Linked DNA regions of Homo sapiens: all the other regions are linked to region 1. A link is a contact called in ENCODE Hi-C or POLR2A ChIA-PET data. All regions are on one chromosome and are shown on one strand. The core of a region is the stretch at or near the end of the contact, and the rest is flanking DNA. Distances in the headings are between cores, read along the strand shown.

Region 1 (2,864 bases), core at 129-2,628:
CTATATCTTATGGTCAGTGGAGAATAGGCTACTAACACATTAAACTTTATGCACAGGAATTGTTTCAGGTGTGGTGCTATAAGAATATGTCACATGTAATTTCCAATCTGGTTGGCTCGGTTACAGAGCAGATTGCTCTTTCAGAAATACACCGTGACCTCCCTACTCAAGAGGCTTCATAAACTCTTTCAGTGAGACATAGCAGTCTAGGAGAGGCATGTGTACAGTAAGTGTTATGATTTTTTGGTACTATAATAAGCAAAGTGCCTTTTTGTTTATTTGGAGCTACATGAAGCTAGGCCGGAATTCCAGCTTCATAACTTACTATCTTGTATTTTTGAGCAAGATATTTAAACTCAGTTTTGGAGTCTTAGTTTTTTGATTTAAGTAATACACAAATAGCATAATATTGGCACATGGAAGACAATGAGAATTCATTTCATGCTTTCTCCCCTGATCACGGATCACAAACTCCAGAATTCATAGTTACTATTAGTTTGTGTGTTTTATATTTTTGGAGGAAAGCTAAAATTTGGTAGATTATTAATTCTATATTAACACACTATAGTCAAACCCTATTTTTAAATGCAATTTAATTTCTGCAACCACTGATGATCCCAATATTCTGTCAAATACTAGGTAACAGTTATTCATTATTTTAGAATATGGATCTGAATTATGAAATAATTTTGCATTCTAAGGTCTTATGTAGTAAGATTTGGATTAACTTCCCAATTATCAACACAATTGTAGGAAATCTCCTGAGAAAAAATATTTCTAACGATTGTGTATCTTATAATTTAAAAAATAAACGTGACTTGGAAAATGCAAGGACTACTGTTCTTCTTGGGTGGTGCATTAAAGGTGATCAGAATTCTAATGACGCTGGACAGTAGGATTTTCAGAATCAGTTTCCTAGGGTTCAAGAAGTCAAACGGCAAATAACCCAAGGTCCTTGGTTGATCTGACCATCTCAGCTATCTCAAGATATATAAGATGACCTAACTGGCGCATCTCTAGGATGGGTGGGTCATTTAAAATGTTCTGCCCTTGAGGCTGGGATTTTGTGCGTGTAAACGGTGGGGAGACGGCGGTGACACATTTTTCTCCCTCCCGTAGTGCCACCCGGCGCAGGGCCGCTGCGGCGGCGGCAGCTCCCACGTGGCAAGTTCAGATTGTGCAGCGCCTGGCCGGGGGCGGTGGGCGGGACCGCAGACCCCTCCCTCCGCTCTCCGGCCCTTCCCTCTGGCCGGCCCGGGCGCCCGCTTGGTCCTCCACCGCCAGGGGGCGGGCGCGGCTTCCCGGCGGCGGGGGCCCATTGGTCGCGGCCGGGAAGCGTGGGAGGAGGCCCAGCGGCGAGCTGGCTTTCTCCTGGCCACTTGCCGGGGTGAGGGGCAGCCGGAGGAGTCCGAGAGGAAGCGGAGGCGCGAGCTGGAGGCGGCGGCTCCCGTCGGCCTCCGGCAGGACTGAGCGCTGGGAGGCCGGAAGGCGGGCGCGCGCGGCGGAGAGGCGGGCGGGAGGCCGGTGAGACGGCTGGGAGGCGGACGGAGCCGGGGCTCAGGTTCGGGGAGGGATGGAGGAGGCCGGGGAAGCCAGACGCCCACCTACGACTTCAGCCTCCGCGCACTGCGGTCACCGGCCGGGGGCGGGCCCCGGGCCCGGCCGCGTTGTCACGGCGTGTCCGGACGTTGGAGAGGGCGCAGGCGGGACTGGGGTCCCGGAGAGCCGCTGGCCGGGGTTCCCGGCCGCCGCCCCGGCGTGGGCATCCCCGGGCTCCGCGGAGACGGGGCGGCGTCTGCACCTGGCGCTGGCACTCGGCGCCCCGGCCTGGGGCGGGCACCTGGGTCGCATCTTCCCCAGGTTGGCTGTGGCTCGCGCCCCTGCAGCGTGTAGGCTGAGAGCTCCGAGAGGTGGGGACGGAGTTGGGTGTTGCATTCCAACTCCATAGGGGGCCGTTTTGACTCACTTGTAAAGTTTTAGTGTCGCCTATACTAGAGGTACTTTTGGTTTTTTACAAGCTATCCAGCCCTTTGATGTTTGGTGTCTCTTCTTTTTCTTCCTATTTGTTTGCTACTGCTCTCACAGCTCGGGACCACGGATGATGATTAGTGGCCCTAGATCTGAATATGTGAGTGACGGATTGGCAATTTGAGATTGAGAGCTCCAGCTGTTTTACTTGTGGGAGGAGCGGTTTCCATCATCCTCTACCTTTTTTTTTTTTAAGAAAAAATATTATTGCCTGTAATATAGAACTGCTATCTAATTGATAGGACTTTTCCTTTGTTTCTTTTTGGCCAACATGGTGAAACCTCGTCTCTACTAAAAAATAAAAAAATTAGCCAGGTGTATGTATCCATATATATATATGTATGTATGTATCCATATATATGTATGTATCCATATATATGTATGTATCCATATATATGTATGTATCCATATATATGTATGTATGTATCCATATATATGTATGTATCCGTATATATGTATGTATCCATGTATCCATATATATGTATGTATCCATATATATATGGATACAATGACATAAATAATATTAGATTGCTTACTGTGTACTAGGCACTGCCAAATGGTTTCGTGTGCTCATTTATTCTCACAACAGCTCAGTGAATAAGTCCCTTTATCTTTTCTAGTTTTACAGATGGAAATATGAACTCCCGAGAGTAAAGGTCAATGCTGATAGCAGAGGCCCCGACCCCTTGGACTTGTGGCCAATTTGCAGTTACGTTTTCTTAAGTCTTGGGAACCGTTACTATTAGTCATACAGTATCTTACAGAGTACCAGCAGATCTCTATTGAATTTAGAAAATAAAAGTTAATCACTTACTGAAAGCCATTTAACAAGAAAT
Region 2 (2,864 bases), core at 1-2,500, 990 kb after region 1:
AAAACAGTCATTGTTTATATCTGGAAAAAACATTTTAAAATGTCACTCTGATCAATAAAATTAGACATATGTGTTGTTATATAAATGTATTTTCTTCCCCAAAATTATTTACTTGTATTTCATGTTGTTTTAATTAAATTAAAAATTTGAATGTGAAATTGTTTTCAATTATAAGTCTTACGTTAAAAAAAAAAATCACCTGGCATGGTGGCTCATGCCAGTAATCCCAGTACTTTGGGAGGCCTAGGCAGGTGGATCATTTGAGGTCAGAAGTTTGAGACCAGCCTGACCACATGATGAGACCCTGCCTCTTTTAAAAAGACCAAAAAAAAAAAAAAAAAAATTAGCCGGGCCTGGTAGCCATCGCCTGTAATTCCAGCTACCAGGAGGCTGAGGCAGGAGAATTGCTTGAACACGGGAGGCAGAGGTTGCAGTAAGCCATGATCGCACCACTTTACCCCAGCCTGGGTGACCGAGGGAGACTCTGTCTATAAAAGAAAAAAAAAAAAAACATGAATAATAGGGTGATTTGACTAAATTTCTGGGCCAATCTGTAGCTGCCATCTCTTCAGACATCTTCTTAGCTGGCAGAGGGAGAAGAGTATCCTCTTCTCTCAGTCACAAATTCTCTCTTTTAGGAACTTGGAATTGGGATTAAGATATTATAATTTGGTTTGGGTTAATCCCTGGAAGGGAGAATTTGTCAACTCTTGGGAGCTTGGGAGCTTTGGCTAAGTCATCTTTACATATGGACAATGCAGGAGAGAAAGCCAGACTGTGGAAAGCAAAAACGTTTAAAGTTCAGACACATTGTTATGTAAGTTCAGTATCTTCTGTATTTCCAGTTATGCTTCCCAAGTTTACTTATTACATACCAGTCCCATTATACATTCTTGGCTTAAAGGATTGAATATCTATTCTGTCACTCAACAGTAATAATATAAGGAGATTTTAAAAGAAGATGTTTAATCTTCATTAAGATTTTAACCTTATCTACTGCAAGCTCCCTTGGTCTAATCATCTATTCAAAATATGTAGATTATGTAAGCAAACTATGTCAAAAAGATAATATAAAATTAAATATTTGCAGGTTCATTTTAAGTCCCTGGGAACATTTTTAAAAGTACACTGGAATTTATTATCAAAGTTCTTCCTGTAAGAAACAAAATGAATCATCTTTAGAGGGAAATGAAAAATTTCACTCTCAGGTACAGAAGCATGTGACTAATACTCTGAAAATAGCAACTAGCTTGGCAATAACCAAAGAAAGAAACTACTGCAACATTAATCCACATAGTGTAACTGACTTGATACTGCCTCCTTCAATATCTTTCATATCTTAAGATAATATCCACTATCGCCTGCTTCAACTGAGAAAAAAAAGTTAAAAAAATTAAAAACAACAACACTTAGGTCAGAAAATAAATGTTTATCGTTTTCAAAAGCTGGAATGCATTCAGTTACTACAATCATTCCGTTGTACTCCCCGTTCTTTGTTTTCTTAGCATCCTTTTTTGTGGGGGAAGGGATGCACATGGGAAGCTTCCTTAATTTAAGTTCCTTTCATCTGAAGATTTCAAAAGCTTTGCTGATGGCTATTATTTACAGTAGCTGAGTAAATGGGAGCACAGAGCCAATGGGAAGCTATAACTATTCTATAAATGAAATACAAAGCATTAGAATCTTGTTAAAACAAGTCAAGATGTAAAATGTCTTAGGCATTCTGCTTCATTCTGAACTCATTTTCCGTTTGTTAAAGCAATTCACCATTTTGTCACCCTTTTCTTACATTCTTATAACAATAACAATTTTGGTTACTTATTCAGAAATATTGAGCCATCGGGCCCTAATTTTGTTTTTAGAAATTAAGCCCAGCTGATGTACTACCAATGAGGATATACTTAAAAAGAGTGGTGGGGTATGTATAACAGTATGACATGCAATTTCAATGTGCTTTAGGATATAAGTTATTCAGAGAGAAAGAAAGGATAGAAAAATAAGTCTTAGACTCAAAATTGATGGAAAACTGAATACAGGAAAGTGCTACTATAGGAAAGGGATAGAATAACAAAGCAAATCTACAACAAGATAATTTTGGACAGAAGGCTACTAAGACAACAGATGAGGAGAAGAGTTGTGTCAGAGGCAGAAATGTGTGGCTAAAGATGGGGGGAAGAGGACTGACGCCTTATAAACACAGTAATATTTCTAATAATGAAATATCTATCAAAGCTTTTGAAAGCCACAGCTCCCATACCTGGTCAATCATCAAAATCACCTAAATAGCTCATATATATGGATTCCCACTGTGTGCTCCCTAGAAATACTGATTTAGTAGAACTGGCTCAGAGTCCATAAATTTGTACAGTATTTTTAAAAGGTTTTATGGTGAATTAGAAAGTATAAATGTTTTAGATGTAACTTTCCACAATGGGCAGTACCTCAAAAGCATATCTAACTCTGGGAACAGCACATACTTCCCTAGTTCCCATTTACTAACATGAAAAAGGCAGCTTAAAATAGGAACTGAAAAAAGACAGGTTTGTCTTGAGATTAGATGTCACACTCAGGCCGTTTTTTGATGTCAGTACAGCTGCATGGTCTGTATCTTGAGATGCTACCGTGCTATCTGTCCTAGATTTTTTGCTCCCTGCTTTTCTCTCAGTTTGAACCATGGGATAGTGACACCAAATGCAGTCCAATTGGAACACTGGATCCATAGGCTGTCCTGTAATCTGTCCATATTACCAAATTTGTCTTTTACCTTCTACTCATGCTGACCTCACAAATCTAAGAGGCACAGAATCAGAGAAGTTACCAGAGTGCCCCATGGTCACTTTAGGTCTTCTTCTTCTTTTTTTTTT
Region 3 (2,864 bases), core at 252-2,751, 750 kb before region 1:
TAAGGCTGAGGGGCCAGAGGAAGAACTGAAGTGACCGTGGCTTTTTAAGTCTGGATAGGTGGTGAGTAGGAAGGCAGTGATATTAGTAACAGAGCTGGTGAGCACAAAAGGGAAGGCTTTATTTTATTTTATTTTTTGAGACAGGGTCTTACTCTGTCACCCAGACTACAGTGCAGTGGCATGATCATGGCTCACTGCAGCCTCAACATCCTGCGGCTCAAGTGATCCTTCCACCTTAGCCTCCTAAGTAGTTGGGACCACAGGTATGTGCCACTACACCTGGCTTTTTAAAATTTTATTTATTTTTATTATTTTTATTTTTAGTAGACACAGGTCTTGCTACGTTGCCCAGGTTAGTCTTAAACTCCTGGGCTCAAGTGATTCTCCAGCCTCAGTCTCCCAAAGTGCTGAGATTACAGGTGTGAACCACTACACAGCCTTTGGAAGACTTTCCAAGAATGATAAGGGATCCGATTTTGGAAATGTGAAGCTGAAGATACAGAAGAAAATTCCAACTCTACTTACAGATAAAATTCTAATTTGGGGTTGGGCACAGTGGCTAACACCTGTAATCCCAGTGCTTTGGGAGGACGAGGTGGGAGGATAGCTTGAGGCTAGGAGTTCCAGACCAGTGTCCTGGTCAACACAGCGAGACCCCATGTCTACCACAAATAAATAAATAAATAATTTTCTCTGCAATTGGAGATATGAGTGGAGTCTCAAGAACGTTCTGGCTATAGATTGTTGACATAGGAGTTCAGTAGCTAAATACATCTATGGCAGGTATAAGAAGAGTAAGTGGTGGAGAAAGTTGTAAAAACAGGAGGGAAGATTAACTTCTGACCGTTGACGCCTTGGGGAATCACAGCTGGGCTTCAGACGATTCTTCAGTTCCTAGTGCTGGGGCTAGTGTCTATGAAATACGTTTTCCCCCTCCCTCCAGGCCTCCTAGGTAGTTAGGACTTTTCAATAACATTGGACATTGCCATATGCACATGAACACACTCAGTTTTAATTTCTCAGATTCTCCGCTTGCTGGCTTCTAAAACTGTTGTAAGAACTGTTATCTGGCTTCACAGGGTTGTGACAAGGCGGTGAAATGCTTTGAAAAGTGTCTATAGCTAAACAAACGTGAGGTACCGGCGCTCGCAACTTTTCCCCAGGAGATGTGCACCTCTATTTAGAGCGTAATGCCCAGACTATTTTCGTTGCTTTCCGTCCCCGCCCGCCTTCTGCCACGGACAGTTACAAACCTGGTCGATAATTATCCTGGGAGAACTCGACGTCCCAGCTAAGAACGCAGGTCAGAGATCAGAGATCAGAGACAGAAGGATCTTGGGGAGGAGCAGGGGCCGGGCATGACGTAGCAACTGGCAGCGCCGCCGATTGGCAGATGAGAAGGTTGTTCCCTCAGGGCGGCTGCTGATTGGCTACGGGAGGCAGAGGCGTGACGTCCTCAGAAGTTGAGCAAACACCTCCTACTTCCCGGCCTTCCATCCCAGTTTCTTCTAGGAATTCGGAGCCTCCCCTGCAGCGACTCGGAAGATTCGAGGCGGCGGGGGACAAGTCGGCGCCCCAGAGCGGACGAGGTGAGGAGAGGAGAGGTCCCCGCGGAGAGCTGAGCAGACGCGCGGGTGGGCTCAGCCTGTGAGATGCGGTGGAGATAGCGGGCCGGGCTCGGGCTGTCGCTGGGAGGGGCCCGCGAGCCTGGCCTTCGGGTCCCGGCGCCGCGAGGCGACCCCGGCCGGGCCGAGAGAGGGAGAAGGCGGCGAGCATTCGGGCCTCCCTGCGAGGAATGGAGGGAGAGCGGAAACGCAGAGAGTTTCACTGCGAGGAAGGGAGGGAGAGCGGTCAGCGCAGCTCCAGCATTTCTAAGTAGAAAGGCGAGGGATTGCAATTCGGATTTCTTTTCTTTCTTTTTTGGCGGACAGTGGTGGTGCTGTGGCTGGGGAATAAAGAACTGATGAAGCTGAGGAAACAACGGCTTGTTAATTTGTGGACGGCGTGCTTAGAGGGGACGGCTGGCTGAGGGGGCGGTGGATGGAGATTTCGGGGTGGTTCTTTCCCCCTTCCCTCCCCACGCCCAGCTTAGCCAAACTGATCACAAACTTCTCTCCTTGTCCATCTTGGGCTGCCCACTCTCCGAGACACAGACCCATTCTCCAGCAAGGATCGGAGATGGGTGGAAGTTGGGCGCCTTGCAAGTCTGGGTTTCCTGAACTCTTCAGCCCCTGCGGGACTATGCAGCCCATTGTGAGCGCTCGCGCGGGACGGGGCGCGGGGAGAAGCAGTTTACCCACCCTCCTCGGTTGAATGGGGCTGAATGTCTGTCTATCCTGACAGCTTCAGAAGAAGAAATGTGCTTTTCAGACATTGATTTCAGGGGAATGGGGGTGGGGGGAGCGGAAGAGAGAGAGAGAAAGAGCGCTCGAGCGCGAGAGAGAATGAATTAGTTCAGTAACTTGAACAAGGATTAACATTTTTTGATGTTGTGGGTTATCAGTGGGGAAGGTGCAGCTGTGAGATGTAGTTATACACAGGACGGAATGGTCCTTGACTGAAGCTGCGGCTTTCCAATACTGTATTAAAAAAAATCCCAAAACACTGATGGCACTTTGGTGTTTCTGGGTTTGTCTGTTTTGTCCCCTGCACTCCCCTCTTCTTTTTTTCCCATGAAGATGAGTGAATCTAGGGCTACATGACTTGACTGTGTAACCTGGTGGCCATTCTGCAAAATGAGTTAGGTGGACAAAAATTGAAGCCAATTTACCTGAATCATTTTCCCACTCTTCAGATAATCATATTTGTTATCAGTTTCACTTGTTATTGATGATGGCGTGATCAGAACTTTGGTTTATTTGTCA
Region 4 (2,864 bases), core at 42-2,541, 560 kb after region 1:
ATGTTTATACAGACATTTCTGGGTATGGTAATAGCAGTTGCCTGTCCTCCTGATTGTGCATCAGCCATGTCATAGGTGCGTGTAAAGAACCAGCATAGTTACTTTTCCCTAAGAAAATTACCGTCAGCTTCCTCTTACCTTCATATTCTTGGGTTAATGAAAACCATACACCACAATGATTTTTTTTTCTCAAATTTCAAGGGTTAATCTACTAACATCACAGGGGACAAATTACTTTTTACTCCATCATCTCTGAATGGAGATTGTATTATATGACATCTGAATTGTGGTAAGGATTAAATGAAAACCATTTTTTTCAAGTCCTTAACACAGGGAAAGTTAGCTTAATAATGGTTAATTTTTATCATTAATACTGGTTTCGGTTAATGAATTTTTCATCGTGTTCTAGCAAAAATCATTTCTACCTATTCCTTTCTTTAAATGTAGATTGATTTTCCTTTGCATAGCAGTCTTTTACATTTTGGGGGAGGATCAATTGTCAGGGAGAAGAAACGTAGTGCACATGGGATCAAAAATTAGAGAAGAGGAAGGAGATTCCTCCCAGCTGGGAAATAGCAAAGGCTCCCATGTGATTTACTTAGGCTAAGGCTTCGGAGATAATAATAGATGGACCTTTTATCAAGGTCCTGTATATTATATGTTAAATGAGTTGGGGTAGGAAAGCTACCACTTGTATTAAAAAAAACAAACACTGCAAAACCAAAAATAAAGCAACCGAGCAAATAAACATAAAAACAATAGCACAGTGATTTTGAAAATAACAATGCAGTCACTAGTTTTGAGGCATCATGATTGAAAGAATTATTAACACAAATCACAGTTGTGTCTTCTGCTATGTCTTGGGTGCATTTTGATTATATTTTCTTTCTAATACATTATTTTTCTTCTTTCAGGGTAGAGGAAGCAGTCATTTTGACTTACTTTCCTGTGGTTCATCCGGTCATGATTGCTGTTTGCTGTTTCCTTATCATTGTGGGGATGTTAGGATATTGTGGAACGGTGAAAAGAAATCTGTTGCTTCTTGCATGGGTATGATGTTATATTTTCTCTTTATTATAGTTAAAAAGATTAACCAGTAATATATTATTTTTTAATCAGTTCACAAGATTAGGGAGCAGTGATAGCAGTAACAACATCCTGTAAGAAGGGACGCTTTCGTTTCACAAGAGATTATTTGAATACACATATTTGCTGTACCGGATGAGGTATGGAAATATATATAAGCAATTTAATTATTTCACTCCAGCTACGTGTTGACATTTTCATTTGAAAGTATGAGTTCTTTCTAGTGTCCTTGTAGTTATTAGCACTCAAAAAGGCCCCTTGGGACTGGAACTGAGAAGCCATAAAGGAACTGTTTCTTTCTCTTCTATTTTTAAACAAATCCACCCTGTAAGCTCCTATGGAAATTCAGGTTGTGAGGTAGCAGACGTATGTAATGGTCCTGTCACTGCCTTTATATAGTTTAGAGAACATAAGCGAGTCTCAGTTTCTATAATCTTGGTTGTTGTTTTTTTAACTCTGAGAGTTGCACTAGGTACTTTTTAAATTAGTTTCACCATTCAAATTCTGTGACTAGTCTTTTAATTCAAAAGTAGGCAAACATTTTTAACATTAAAAAATTGAGTTGATTAAAATACTGTTTATATAGATATTTTTAGAAGAGCACTTAATGTGCAAAATATATACTAGTGGCACCAGGTAATGAGATTACTAACATATAGTTGCAGACATATAAGGCTGAAAAATTAATTCATTGAGTATACGCTTTTTTTATAGTAGGTCTCAGCCCTGGCTGTGTATTAATTTCATATAAAGAACTTAAACAATTTGAGTGGTGTGCTGGTAAGCTGGATCACTGGGCAGAAAAAAAGCTCAGATTTGTAGCATTTGGGGATTTCCGTGGGGTAAATTCTCCCAGCATGGTCAATTTTAAGTTACCAACATGAAATCACTGAATGTGGAACTGGGGACAGATGAGTACAAATTGGCTCAAGGAGCCAGCTCCCACACACTCGTGCTTGACTGGCTCCCATGCCAAGTCAATTAAAACAGAATCTTAGTGTGAAGTTGAACTAAAGCTTTGAATTTCACAGTATAACCTGTGTTAATGTATTACTTAGCTTCTTGGAGGGTAACTGTTCAGGTCGAATATTGAAAAACACAAAATGCTATAGAAAATAAAGCACACTCAGGCCGGGCAAGGTGGCTCACGCCTGTAATCCCAGCACTTTGGGAGGCCGAGGCAGGCAGATCACGAGGTCAAGAAATCAAGACCATCCTGGCTAACACGGTGAAACCCTGTCTCTACTAAAAATACAAAAAAATTAGCCGGGCATGTTGGCGGGCACCTGTAGTCCCAGCTACTCGGGAGGCTGAGGCAGGAGAATGGTGTGAACCCGGGAGGCGGAGGTTGCAGTGAGCCGAGATCACGTCACTGCACTCCAGCCTGGGCGACAGAGCAAGACTCCATCTCAAAAAAAAAAAAAATAAATAAATGAATAAAATAAACCACACTCAGAGATGGGGAAACATGCCTACTGCTTTATTTCTCTTCATATAGGTATATAGTGAAAGGGAGAATGGTGGAAATTTGGGATCTTATTTTGCAATTTTAGATATTTGGGCAATAATTTAAACATAAACAAAAGGACTTACTTTACATGAACCTTCTATAATTTGAGTAGAGTATAACATATTTCAAGTTTTAAATAAAGAGTCTCAGAATTCTTTTTTAAAACGCAGTCTTACAATGATGTCTCTCTTGCATAACCAATTAAGGTCTGACTGCCATTTCCTCCCTCCTCCCAACTTTTACTCTGCACAGTCCCTATGCAGTGGGA

Evidence for each region. A loop is a pair of places that touch in the nucleus more often than their neighbours do. ChIA-PET counts read pairs that join two places held with the same protein, here RNA polymerase II (POLR2A). Pooled maps may share reads with other maps.
Region 2: a map with no recorded cell type shows a loop between it and region 1 (4-fold over the local background). The contact joins the enhancer-like site here to the promoter of FAM3C in region 1. A Hi-C loop is called at or near these places in 12 of 37 single-sample maps with no recorded cell type and 3 of 50 pooled maps.
Region 3: a map of ascending aorta shows a loop between it and region 1 (5-fold over the local background). The contact joins the promoter of AASS here to the promoter of FAM3C in region 1. A Hi-C loop is called at or near these places in 1 of 168 maps with a recorded cell type or tissue (ascending aorta) and 16 of 50 pooled maps. POLR2A ChIA-PET finds 5 or more read pairs at or near these places in 1 of 52 experiments (activated CD4-positive, alpha-beta T cell).
Region 4: a map with no recorded cell type shows a loop between it and region 1 (3-fold over the local background). The contact joins the enhancer-like site here to the promoter of FAM3C in region 1. A Hi-C loop is called at or near these places in 9 of 37 single-sample maps with no recorded cell type and 2 of 50 pooled maps. POLR2A ChIA-PET finds 5 or more read pairs at or near these places in 1 of 52 experiments (PC-3).

Annotation. Positions count from the first base shown.
Region 1 is chr7:121,394,822-121,397,685 of GRCh38, reverse strand. FAM3C (FAM3 metabolism regulating signaling molecule C) reads left to right here and starts at 1,378. Exons shown (of 10, transcript NM_014888.3): 1 at 1,378-1,524. RefSeq lists silencers at 1,014-1,073, 1,114-1,943 and enhancers at 1,171-1,755, 1,756-2,341.
Region 2 is chr7:120,400,962-120,403,825 of GRCh38, reverse strand. All of the region lies in intron 1 of KCND2 (potassium voltage-gated channel subfamily D member 2), which reads right to left. Among named protein-coding and RNA genes, the nearest start is that of KCND2, 130 kb to the right of the region's middle. Within about 2 kb of position 1,250, at least 5 of the 41 ENCODE cell types and tissues checked have a DNase peak (open chromatin) inside an H3K27ac peak, as active enhancers do.
Region 3 is chr7:122,142,886-122,145,749 of GRCh38, reverse strand. It overlaps AASS (aminoadipate-semialdehyde synthase), which reads left to right and starts at 1,501. Exons shown (of 24, transcript NM_005763.4): 1 at 1,501-1,589. LOC102724527 (a long non-coding RNA gene) reads right to left here and starts at 1,336. Exons shown (of 6, transcript XR_007060500.1): 1 at 1,254-1,336. RefSeq lists enhancers at 1,121-1,170, 2,172-2,677 and a silencer at 1,671-1,870.
Region 4 is chr7:120,836,963-120,839,826 of GRCh38, reverse strand. It overlaps TSPAN12 (tetraspanin 12), which reads left to right. Exons shown (of 8, transcript NM_012338.4): 4 at 915-1,050. Among named protein-coding and RNA genes, the nearest start is that of TSPAN12, 20 kb to the left of the region's middle. Within about 2 kb of position 1,291, at least 2 of the 41 ENCODE cell types and tissues checked have a DNase peak (open chromatin) inside an H3K27ac peak, as active enhancers do.